Regions from separate parts of the Homo sapiens genome. Here region 2 is linked to region 1. A link is a contact called in ENCODE Hi-C or POLR2A ChIA-PET data. All regions are on one chromosome and are shown on one strand. The core of a region is the stretch at or near the end of the contact, and the rest is flanking DNA. Distances in the headings are between cores, read along the strand shown.

Region 1 (4,916 bases), core at 747-3,246:
AACTGACTTTATTCATACATGATGCATGGAAAATACATGTAGAAAACCCAAAGGAATCTGCAAAAAAAAAAAATCTACCAAAAATAAACAATGAATTTAGCAAGATCCCAATAATATAAGGTGTGTGTGTATATATGTATGTGTGTATACAAGTACTATATATACATATATATTTAATGCATTTTCTGTGTTCTACCAATGAACTATTTGAAAATAACATTTGCAAATCCCATAACATACTTAGGGATAAATTAGCAAAAGCTGAGTAAGACCTATACACAGAAAACTACAAAAGAGTAGCTGCAAACTTTCTCTGTAAAGGGTCAGGGAGTAAATAATATAGGTTTTATAGGTCACGTATGATCTCTGTCACATATTCTCTGGAATTTTCTGTTGTTTTTAAAGACCTTTTAAAGACGTTAACATCATTCTTAGCTAACCGGCCTTACAAAAACAGGCTATGAGTGGGGCGTGGTGGCTCACACTCATAATCCCAGCACTTTGGGAGGCCAAAGCAGGTGGATCATTTGAGGTGAGGAGTTCGAGACCAGCCTGACCAACATGGTGAAACCCGTCTCTGCTTTATACAAAAATTAGCCGGGCATGGTGGTGGGCGCCTGTAATCTCAGCTACTCAGAAAGCTGAAACAGGAGAATCGCTTGAACCCGGGGGTGGGTGGAGGTTGCAGTGAGCCAAGATCGTGCCACTGCACTCCAGCCTGGGTGACAGAGCGAGACTCCCTCTCAAAAATAAAAATAAAACAGACTATAGGCCACATTTGGCCCATGGGCTGAAATTTGCTGACCCTTGGTATAAAACATTGCTGAGAAAAAAAATGTAAAAGATTAAAATATATGGAGATATATCCCGTGAGATGGATTAGAAAAGTTAATATTGCTAAGTTTTCCATTTTGGCCAAACTCTGAAATCTGTTCTGTGGAATTATTACAGGAGATCCTGGTCCCTTGGGGCACAAGGATTTTAAGCCAGGGTGAATCTTGCACCCACCTGATGTGCCATCTCCTACGCTTGCTGAGGCAGCTGTGTGGTTGGCTGCTGGGGTCCATTTGAAGAGAAAGGCCCTGTGGGATATGCTAACAAGTGGAACTCCCTGCCCTACATCGTCTGAGGAAACTGGAACCCAGCCAAAGAAGACCTTCCAGTAGGCAGTGCCTGTGATCACTGTAGGTGTGCATGGTGCTCAGTACCCTACAGGCTATAAAAAATAGTAATGCACGATGCACACATGATAAGGAGGCATCACAGTACAGGTGGTTAAATTCAGGAACTCTGGAATCCGAGAGCCTGGGTCAAATCCTGACAGGGCCACTACCACCTGTGTGAGCCAAGGAAGCTTCTAAAGTTTTACAAATGCTGTTTCACCAAATTTGCAAAATGAAGAGAACCTGCCTGCCTGGTAGAGATATTGTGGAAAGCAGCATCCAGGAAGGTCTGAGCACCTGGTCCCCAAGTCAGAAACCTTCACAGCCCAGATGGGGATGCCCTAAGTTCATACCCTTCTAGGCGACCACAGAGAAGTCCCGCCTGGCTCCAGGACTCGGAAAAGCGCTAGAGAGCTTCCTGGAGGAGGCGGCATCCTCCCATGCTACCTGCATAGAGAAGAGAGAAGGGAAACTGGGTCCTCTGTGGCGGCTGCCTGAAAGGAAGCAGCTGGGGGCTCTTGCTCCCTGCCTGTGCTGGTGTCTTCTCCCCACCTTAGCCCAGGCCGGCTGCAGCGGCGGGGCTGCCTGGGCGGAGTCAGGAGACAGCACCGCCCGGCCCCTCCCCAGGCACCTTCCCTGTGAGCCAGCTCCCTACCCTGGGAGGATCTGGGGAGTTCCTGCCTCTGGCTTTGGGCAAGGTCTGCCTCCAGAGTCCCCAGCTGCAAGGGCCGGCGCACCCACGCGCACTGGTTGCCAAATCTCCCGCTTTCAGGCCAGGTGCGGAGCGCGCCTCGACAGTCCTGAACATTCTCCACTTAACGGCTGAGAGCCGCTGGGAGCCTAACGCCTGCAACCGAGTGAGCTCGAGTCCGGCTGGGGTCGGACCGTTGGACCTCCCCGTTGGCCCTTTGTTGTACTTCTTCGCGCCCTGGGCTCGCGCAAGCTTTCTCTGCCACGCGTTCCAACGGCCGCTCACCGGCATCGGGCTGAACACGGTGCGCTTCACCTCGGAGTTCCCACTCCACTCCAAGGATCCAACAGCGCACAAGCTGCTCTTCACGGGCAACTACCTCTGCAAGCTTCACCCCCGGCCCCGCCACGCCCCGCAGGGTTCCCTGTCTGGTCTGGATCACCTCGCTCTCCCTGCGCCTCTCTCCTTGGCCTAGCTAGACAAGTGCTTCTCACGATCCAGCGCGTTTACCGCTCGGTTTCGTCGCCGCTAAGGGGTGGTGGTGTCTGATCCGTCAGGCTCTGCGCTTCTCTCTCGGATCCATCCTCAATGTCCAGGCAGGACTCTCACATGAAGCCGGTGCTGTCTGCTGTTCACTCTAAGATGTCCAGCCACTCAGGACAGTTACGATCTGTCATCCAGGGCCCAAACCGACTCTCCTCTATTGCTATCTGAGGTAGGCAGTCTCCTCTGTGAGGTCGGTCCCATCCATACTGCCTAGATCCCTGCGCAGGAAGACTGAGATGAGGACCCTAGGAGACAGCAGCCAGGGATAGCGAAGGTGGAGGATGAGTATAAATAGCGACCCCAGCGCGATCAGAGAAGCTCCCTTACCCCCACCCATCGCAGTGGGAGTGAGTCTTCAGATCTACCCCCAAGACAACGAAATCCTACCCGGGCCATTGAAGGGAAACCTCCACTCCAACCCCCAGAAGACGCCTTAGATGAGAAAGTGAAGAGATATTGTATGAGCTCATTCATCAAAGGCCATGCCATCACCAGCTCAGGCAGTGCTGCTAGGGGATTCCTGCCTCTCTGGAGGTCCAGTTCTCTCTGAAGACAGAGAAGATGCAGGGAGGAAGGGTTTCAAACAGGAACTCTCAACCCACGTCTGCCAGTTGTAGACTCTGTAAACAAAGTTCCAACTCGCCCGCTGCTGCCACTGCCGCTGCTATTTTTTGAGGTCAAGGTGAGCTGCCCAAACTCTCCTAAGCTTTTTTGTATAGTCGTTGGAGAAGATGTAGGCTTGAAGAAGAAAGCAGAGCCCCAGTCTAACCACATGTTCTTAGAAGATAAAGCCAAGGCCCCTTCAGATAGCAGTGCAGTGCCCCTCAGCCTGCCCCTTCTTTCTTCCTGCTTGTTGCAGAGATGGCAGGCACCCCACCCTTGGCCATTTTCACCTTGTAGTTTGCTGATACTACCATGTTACCAGCCACTGACTTGGCTGTCCTGTCTTCCAGGCCCCCAGTCCCTTCTGCCCCTGTACCAGTCCTCACCCCATATACAGATCATTAAATGAAATGCCCATATCCTAACTCTCCTTTTTTTTTTTTTCCTATTCTTGTTGTTTCTCCCCTTAGGTTCAATATCATTTTGGGAGTTCCCCTTTATGGGAATAAAAGCCATTTCCATTTCAGTCCCTCATCTGCAGATTTTTTTGGGGGGTGGTGGGGCAGGGTCCTGCTCTGTCACCCAGGTTGTAACGTAGTGGTGCAATCATGGCTCACTGCCGCCTAAAACTCCTGGGCTCAAGCAATCCTCCCACCTCGGCCTCCAGAGCAGCTAGGACTACAGGCATTTTTTTCTTCTAGAGATGGAGTCTTGCTATGTTGCCCAGGCTGGTCTGGAACTCCTGCTTTTGAGTGATCCTTCTGCATCAGCCTCTCAAAAGTGCTGGGATTACAGATGTAAGCCACCATACCCAGCCCAGATCTCTACTTTTTTTTTTTTTTTTTTTTTTGAGACGGAGTCTCGCACTGTCACCAGGCTGGAGTGCAGTGGTGCGAACTTGGCTCACTGCAACCTCCACCTCCCGGGTTCAAGTGATTCTCCTGCCTCAGCCTCCAGAGCAGCTGGGACTACAGGCATGTGCCACCATGCCCAGCTAATTTTTGTATTTTTAGTAGAGACGAGGCTTCACCATGTTGGCCAGGATGGTCTCTATCTCCTGACCTCGTTATCTGCCTGCCTCGGCCTCCCAAAGTGCTGAGATTACAGGTGTGAGCCACCACGCCTGGCCTAGATCTCTACTTTTGACCTCACCACATCTCCTAACCCCTTGGCCTTTGCTTCAAGTCTACCTCCTGCAGAATTGAGTCATCTATCAGTTTAGTAATCTAATCAGAATCTATCTAGTCATCTAATCAGAATTGAGTCATTGTGGATTTTTCTCCCTTTTTCTTACAGACTCTTCCACCTGTATGCCCATCTTCATAGACCGGCCCATCACTGGTGCCTCAAGCATTTTCACTATCACAGCCAGTAATCTGCAGACTCAACCTCAAGCCTACTTTGTACTTTGGTATAAACTGCATGGATACCAATCCCTTTTCACAGGTTTTCATCTCCTGGTCTCCCATAGGATCCAGGATGAGTATCCTCCCATTTGACCAGTTCCATCCCAGTATGGAGCAGATATCCCTTGTAAAGAACACAGTCTCCACCAGCCCACCTGCTTTTATGGTCAACAGCCCTACCTGAATTTCCAACATTGCCTTTTGACCCAAGAAACACCTATCACCTGAAATCTAGGGTTCCAGACAGGCATCAACAGGAAACCACTCTCTTCAATGCCCTGTCTTTTCTGGCCCACCTACCACTGCTTCTGCAGTCACCTCCACTATAGTAAGCAGACCCTCTTCAGACTTGGCATCCAAGCCTGCCTTTTACTCTGATGAAATCAACATGGATACCATGCCCATTTCCCCATCTGTTATCTTCCTGTCTCTCCCTGCAATGTTAACAGCTGTTTCCCTTTGAAGAACCTGGCAGCCCCCAGAAATCCTTCCTACTTAACCTCTACT
Region 2 (4,436 bases), core at 1,655-4,154, 210 kb after region 1:
AGCACGGTGAAACCCCGTCTGTACTAAATATACAAAAATTAGCCGGGCGTGGTGGCACACACCTGTAATCCCACCTACTCGAGAGGCTGAGGCACGAGAATTGCTTGAACCTGGAAGGCAGAGGTTGCAGTGAGCTGAGATCGTGCCACTGCACTTCAGCCTGGGCGACAAGAGCAAAATTCCATCTCAAAAAAAAAACAAAACAAAACAGGAGATTTCATCATAAAAATCTCCATTTCTAGCTTCTGTGGGTGAGTGATGACGTCAGAGCAGCACAGAGGCAGGTGTCAGGGAGCCTGTGGACTCTTGGCCACTGTGTCACCTCACATGGCTCCTGGAAGCCAGGCGGACAGTGATACGTCCACAGCCACACCATCCCCATGGTGGTGGGACAGGGTTACCTGCCAGTGCCCACTCTTCTCCCACAGGTGCTGAGACCACAGCGCTGTTCCACAAAGCCCCAGGAAGCCACATTACCCTGTCCACCGGCCTCTCTAGCCCCATCTTGCCCAGGAAGTGGGACCTTGGCGTATCGCTGTGACCACACCTCCCAGCCGGTCAGCCTGGCCGCTCAGGCTCTACCTGCAAAGGCAAGGCCCCACCCAACCAGCACCCCTCTCATGGCTGGGGGTGCCTCCAGGCTGCCCTCTCTAGGGCCAGGAGCCTGCAGAAACGCTCCCAGCCTTGAATAAAGAGCAACGAAATTATTGAAACAAAATCAATAAAAGTTTGAATCAGGGATGGTATAACATGCTCTGGCTTTGATTCTGTGCTTTAATTCAGCGTTCCTGAAAAACTTATGATGTCAGAAACTATCTGTAGGTTTGGTTTTTTTCATTTTGCAAGAATTCCCAGGATATGGAGAAATCACAGCCACTCACAGCCTTAACAGGTTCTTTGGGCCCAAATGATTCCAAAAGCAAAACGAGAGAAACTTTTTCAAATATGTTTATTATGTATATTATATACAATATATTAATAAAACATATTACCTACATGCATTTAAAACATAACTGAAGTCAGATTGGCCCAGAAGACTCACTCCAAATGAGACCTAATCCCCAATAGGGTGCAAGTGACTGCACAAACTCTACTCCTCACAGCCCTTCCTAAGACTCAGTGTGCTCATCACACTAGGGTCTCAGAGTCCTTCTGACCATAAACCCAAGCCCCAGCGCCAGCCCAACACACACTTGGACGCAGCATGTTCACGTCCAGCCTAGGAAGAATTTATGGTTGACCTGGATTGGGTAAAAACCGTAAACGTCTGTACCTCAGAATGTAAGATCATGGTGTTTAAAACTACAGAACATTCAGAGGTTGTCAGAAGTCTCTAATTGCTGGTCCCCCAGGTTGAAACCAGCCCTTAGGTTGAAATTTTGACCTGCAAATTTTTTTTTAAATCTGAACCAAATTTTTTAAATTAAACCCCTTTAAGGTAGTACATTTTCAAGATGCAAAATTCAAAAAATATAAGAGGGCACGTGATAATGAGTGAGTCTCACTTCCACCCCACCCTCCAGCCTCCCAGTTTCCCTCTCCAGAAGCCATGGGTATGGATGCCAATCTCCAAAAATATTTTATTCATTACAAGTATATACATATGCATTATTTTACCGCTCACAAATGGTAGCACACTGCACGGTTTCCCAATACCTTGTTTTTTTTCCCCTTAGCAAGCTGTCTGGGAAATACTTCTGTATCTAACCACGGGCAGGGGTGTTCCTCCAAGATTTTTAGACAACAGTTCTCCAGTTCACCCCGTTCCGGTGAAGGGCAGAGCACCCCCCGCCCTTCCCAGCCACCCTGTACACGCCCCTACTCGCTCTCGGATGCCTGCAGTTCCCAGGCTTCCCAGCAGAGGGAGACACCATTCCACTCCCAAGACCACCAAGGGGTCGTCCCAGACACAAGCTTCAAGGGTCTAGGGAAGAGACGCTATCCGCCCAGACACAAAGACCCCCCTTAGCTATACTGAGTTGGCCTCCGGGCCTCCCCTTCCTGTTTCTATCTCCTCCTGGACCTGTTGCTTAGAGCCCTACCCCGAGGTCCCCCCGCCCGGCTTCCTTATGGGAACTGGCCCCGCCTTAAGAGTGGTAGGAGGGAGCCTTACCCTTGTCTAGGACCTGGGCTTGACAACTTGCCCCAGGGAACCACATAGAGAAGGGGTGTAGCGCTGGGCGAACATTGCCCTCCCCGATCCCTCAGCGATGACAAGTGGGGGGTCCTTCTCTCTGCCCCCAGCAGGCCAGTTTCCGGAAGAGCCTTGACCCAAACCCCCTTTTCCTGTCCTGTGCTCCACACTCCCAGCAGCTGCTTCTCCCTGGCCAGGCCCTGCAGCCCTCCTCCCCGCCCCCACGGTGGTGTTGGGGTCGCCTGGAGTCCAGCTGGTGTCCAGGGCAGAGCTACCCCTTTCCTGGCCCTACCCCTCCCCGTGACCCCAATCCTCCGCCAACCGCTCAAAGGATCCTTGTTCTCCATCCAGCCCCCAGACAAAAGTCCCTCTGTCTAAGAAGGCGGAATTGAGGGGAGGGGGCACCCCCAACTGGGACCATGGGGGAGCCTGCACAGACCCCATCCGGAAGGAATGCCTGGAGGAGGAGGAGCAGGAGACAGGGGAGGAAAGGGGGAGGGAGGCTTGTACAGTGCTGGGGGCCTTATGTGGACTAGGAGGCAGCCGCCCCCACCAGCACCCACTCTGTAGACCCAGGCGTCTGGCTCCCAGCACCCACGGAAAGAGCCTGGCTAGGAAACTGCAGCCTGGTGCCTGGCAGACAGTTCTCATTCTCCCCAGGGCAGGGAGCAGGTTATGACCAGGACTAAGGTCCCAGAGTCCCCACCCTGACCCCTCCCTGCTGTTCCAGCCGCTCCCTCATATCCACCCCTGCCCCATCTCCTGACTTTGGTCACGCTAGCATCTTCTGCTGATCCTGAAATTGTACCAGCGGCAAGATGTGGCCTGGAAGGGGACTTTAAGTTCTCCACAACTGCCAGCAATCCTTCCACCAGGCAAAACACATCATCTAAGGAAAAGAAGTGAGGTCGGAACACCAACGCATCATCTCACTGCATGGCCCTGGAGGCTCTGCCGTTTAAAGACCCCAGAACCTTCCCCATTCAAGGTCCTCTCCTGGGCACAGGAGATTGGAGAAAGCTCCTCCCTTAATTCCAGGGGCCGAGTTCCAGCCCATCCAATTCTCCGTCTCACCTGAGGCTGCTGTGGTCCTGGTGACCCCAGGGAGCAACCTGCCGCCCATGGCTGGGGAGGGGGTGAAGCTGTCTCTTTAAGAGCAGGAATGGAGCCCCTGGGCCTCAGGGCATCTGACTTGTTTTCTACCTGCCCAGGTTTGCTTAGGGCGTGGCAGCTTCGGATAAACGCAGGACTCCGCCTGGCAGCCCGATTTCTCCCGGAACCTCTGCTCAGCCTGGTGAACCACACAGGTGAGCAGCTGGGGCCCCTTCCTCCAAGCCCTCCTTGTCTCTGCCCCTAAATTAGGAAGTATCTACCTGCCCCCTGACCCTGCCCCATAGAAGCTTTTATGTTAAAGCGCCTAAAATCTTGTGAAATGCTTTTCTGGAGCCAGGAGATAAACGGAAGTCCCTTCCCCTAATGTCCCTTTCCCCACCATTCTCCTCTCAGGGACTTGTTGAACCAGCTGAGGTGAGGGCAGGACTGATAAGTGTGGTTGGGGTGTCTGAAAGACTAGTGTCTGCATGGATTAGGGATATCTGGGTTGGGGATAGCTGGGTGGAGGAGAGGGGGTGCCTGGGTAGGTAGGGGTATCTAAGTGGACCAGGGGTGCGTAGATGGACTGGGGACATCTGGGTGGATGAGGAATGCTGGGTGGACTCGGGGTGTCCAGACATTGAGGGATCTGGGTGGATAAGGAGTGCTGGGTGGACTCGGGGTGTCCAGACATTGAGGGATCTGGATTCTGGAGACCTCCAGGAAAAAAGGATGGAGCTGCTGGGGGAAGCTTTAAATGGGGAGTTGCTTGGGAGATTTCAGGAGCACACAGCGGGCAGGATCTTTCTACCCACCCCTGAACATGAGACCATTCTCCCATGGTATGGAGGAATAGAGGGGATAGCAGAGGGCAGGTGGGGGAAACAGTCCTCAGGCCGGCCTTGGGACCTCATGGCCAGGAAGGATGAGAGCAGGTAGACAGAGCATCAGCTGCAGGGCTGCCTTCCTCTCTAACCTGCTCACCAACCACATCAGTTCGGGAGCAGCCCACAGCCTCTTCAGACAACAGCCTGAATGGGGAACGTGAGGGCAGACCCAGCTCCCGGCTCCCTGCAGCCTCCGGAAGCATGGGACTGGACGTTGTTTTGCAGAGGCTGGGGCGAGGAGGATACCATCTGTCAGTCTTGGCTGGATGACATCATGGGAAGGGGGTATAGTGGGGCCTTGCAGGCCAGAGGTGGCTTGGAGG

Evidence for each region. A loop is a pair of places that touch in the nucleus more often than their neighbours do. ChIA-PET counts read pairs that join two places held with the same protein, here RNA polymerase II (POLR2A).
Region 2: a loop to region 1 is called in a map of endothelial cell of hepatic sinusoid, with 4 times the contacts of the local background. The contact joins the promoter of FXYD3 here to the promoter of LINC00904 in region 1. A Hi-C loop is called at or near these places in 1 of 168 maps with a recorded cell type or tissue (endothelial cell of hepatic sinusoid). POLR2A ChIA-PET finds 5 or more read pairs at or near these places in 1 of 52 experiments (K562).

What each region holds. Positions count from the first base shown.
Region 1 is chr19:34,903,143-34,908,058 of GRCh38, forward strand. It overlaps LINC00904 (long intergenic non-protein coding RNA 904), which reads right to left and starts at 1,997. Exons shown (of 6, transcript NR_187844.1): 1 at 1,819-1,997; 2 at 1,009-1,610. LINC01838 (long intergenic non-protein coding RNA 1838) reads left to right here and starts at 2,173. Exons shown (of 2, transcript NR_146451.1): 1 at 2,173-3,082; 2 at 4,300-4,916. RefSeq lists an enhancer at 2,016-2,725.
Region 2 is chr19:35,112,919-35,117,354 of GRCh38, forward strand. FXYD3 (FXYD domain containing ion transport regulator 3) reads left to right here and starts at 2,905. Exons shown (of 9, transcript NM_005971.4): 1 at 2,905-3,041; 2 at 3,346-3,441. LOC124904701 (hepatitis A virus cellular receptor 1-like) reads left to right here. Exons shown (of 3, transcript XR_007067238.1): 3 at 429-751.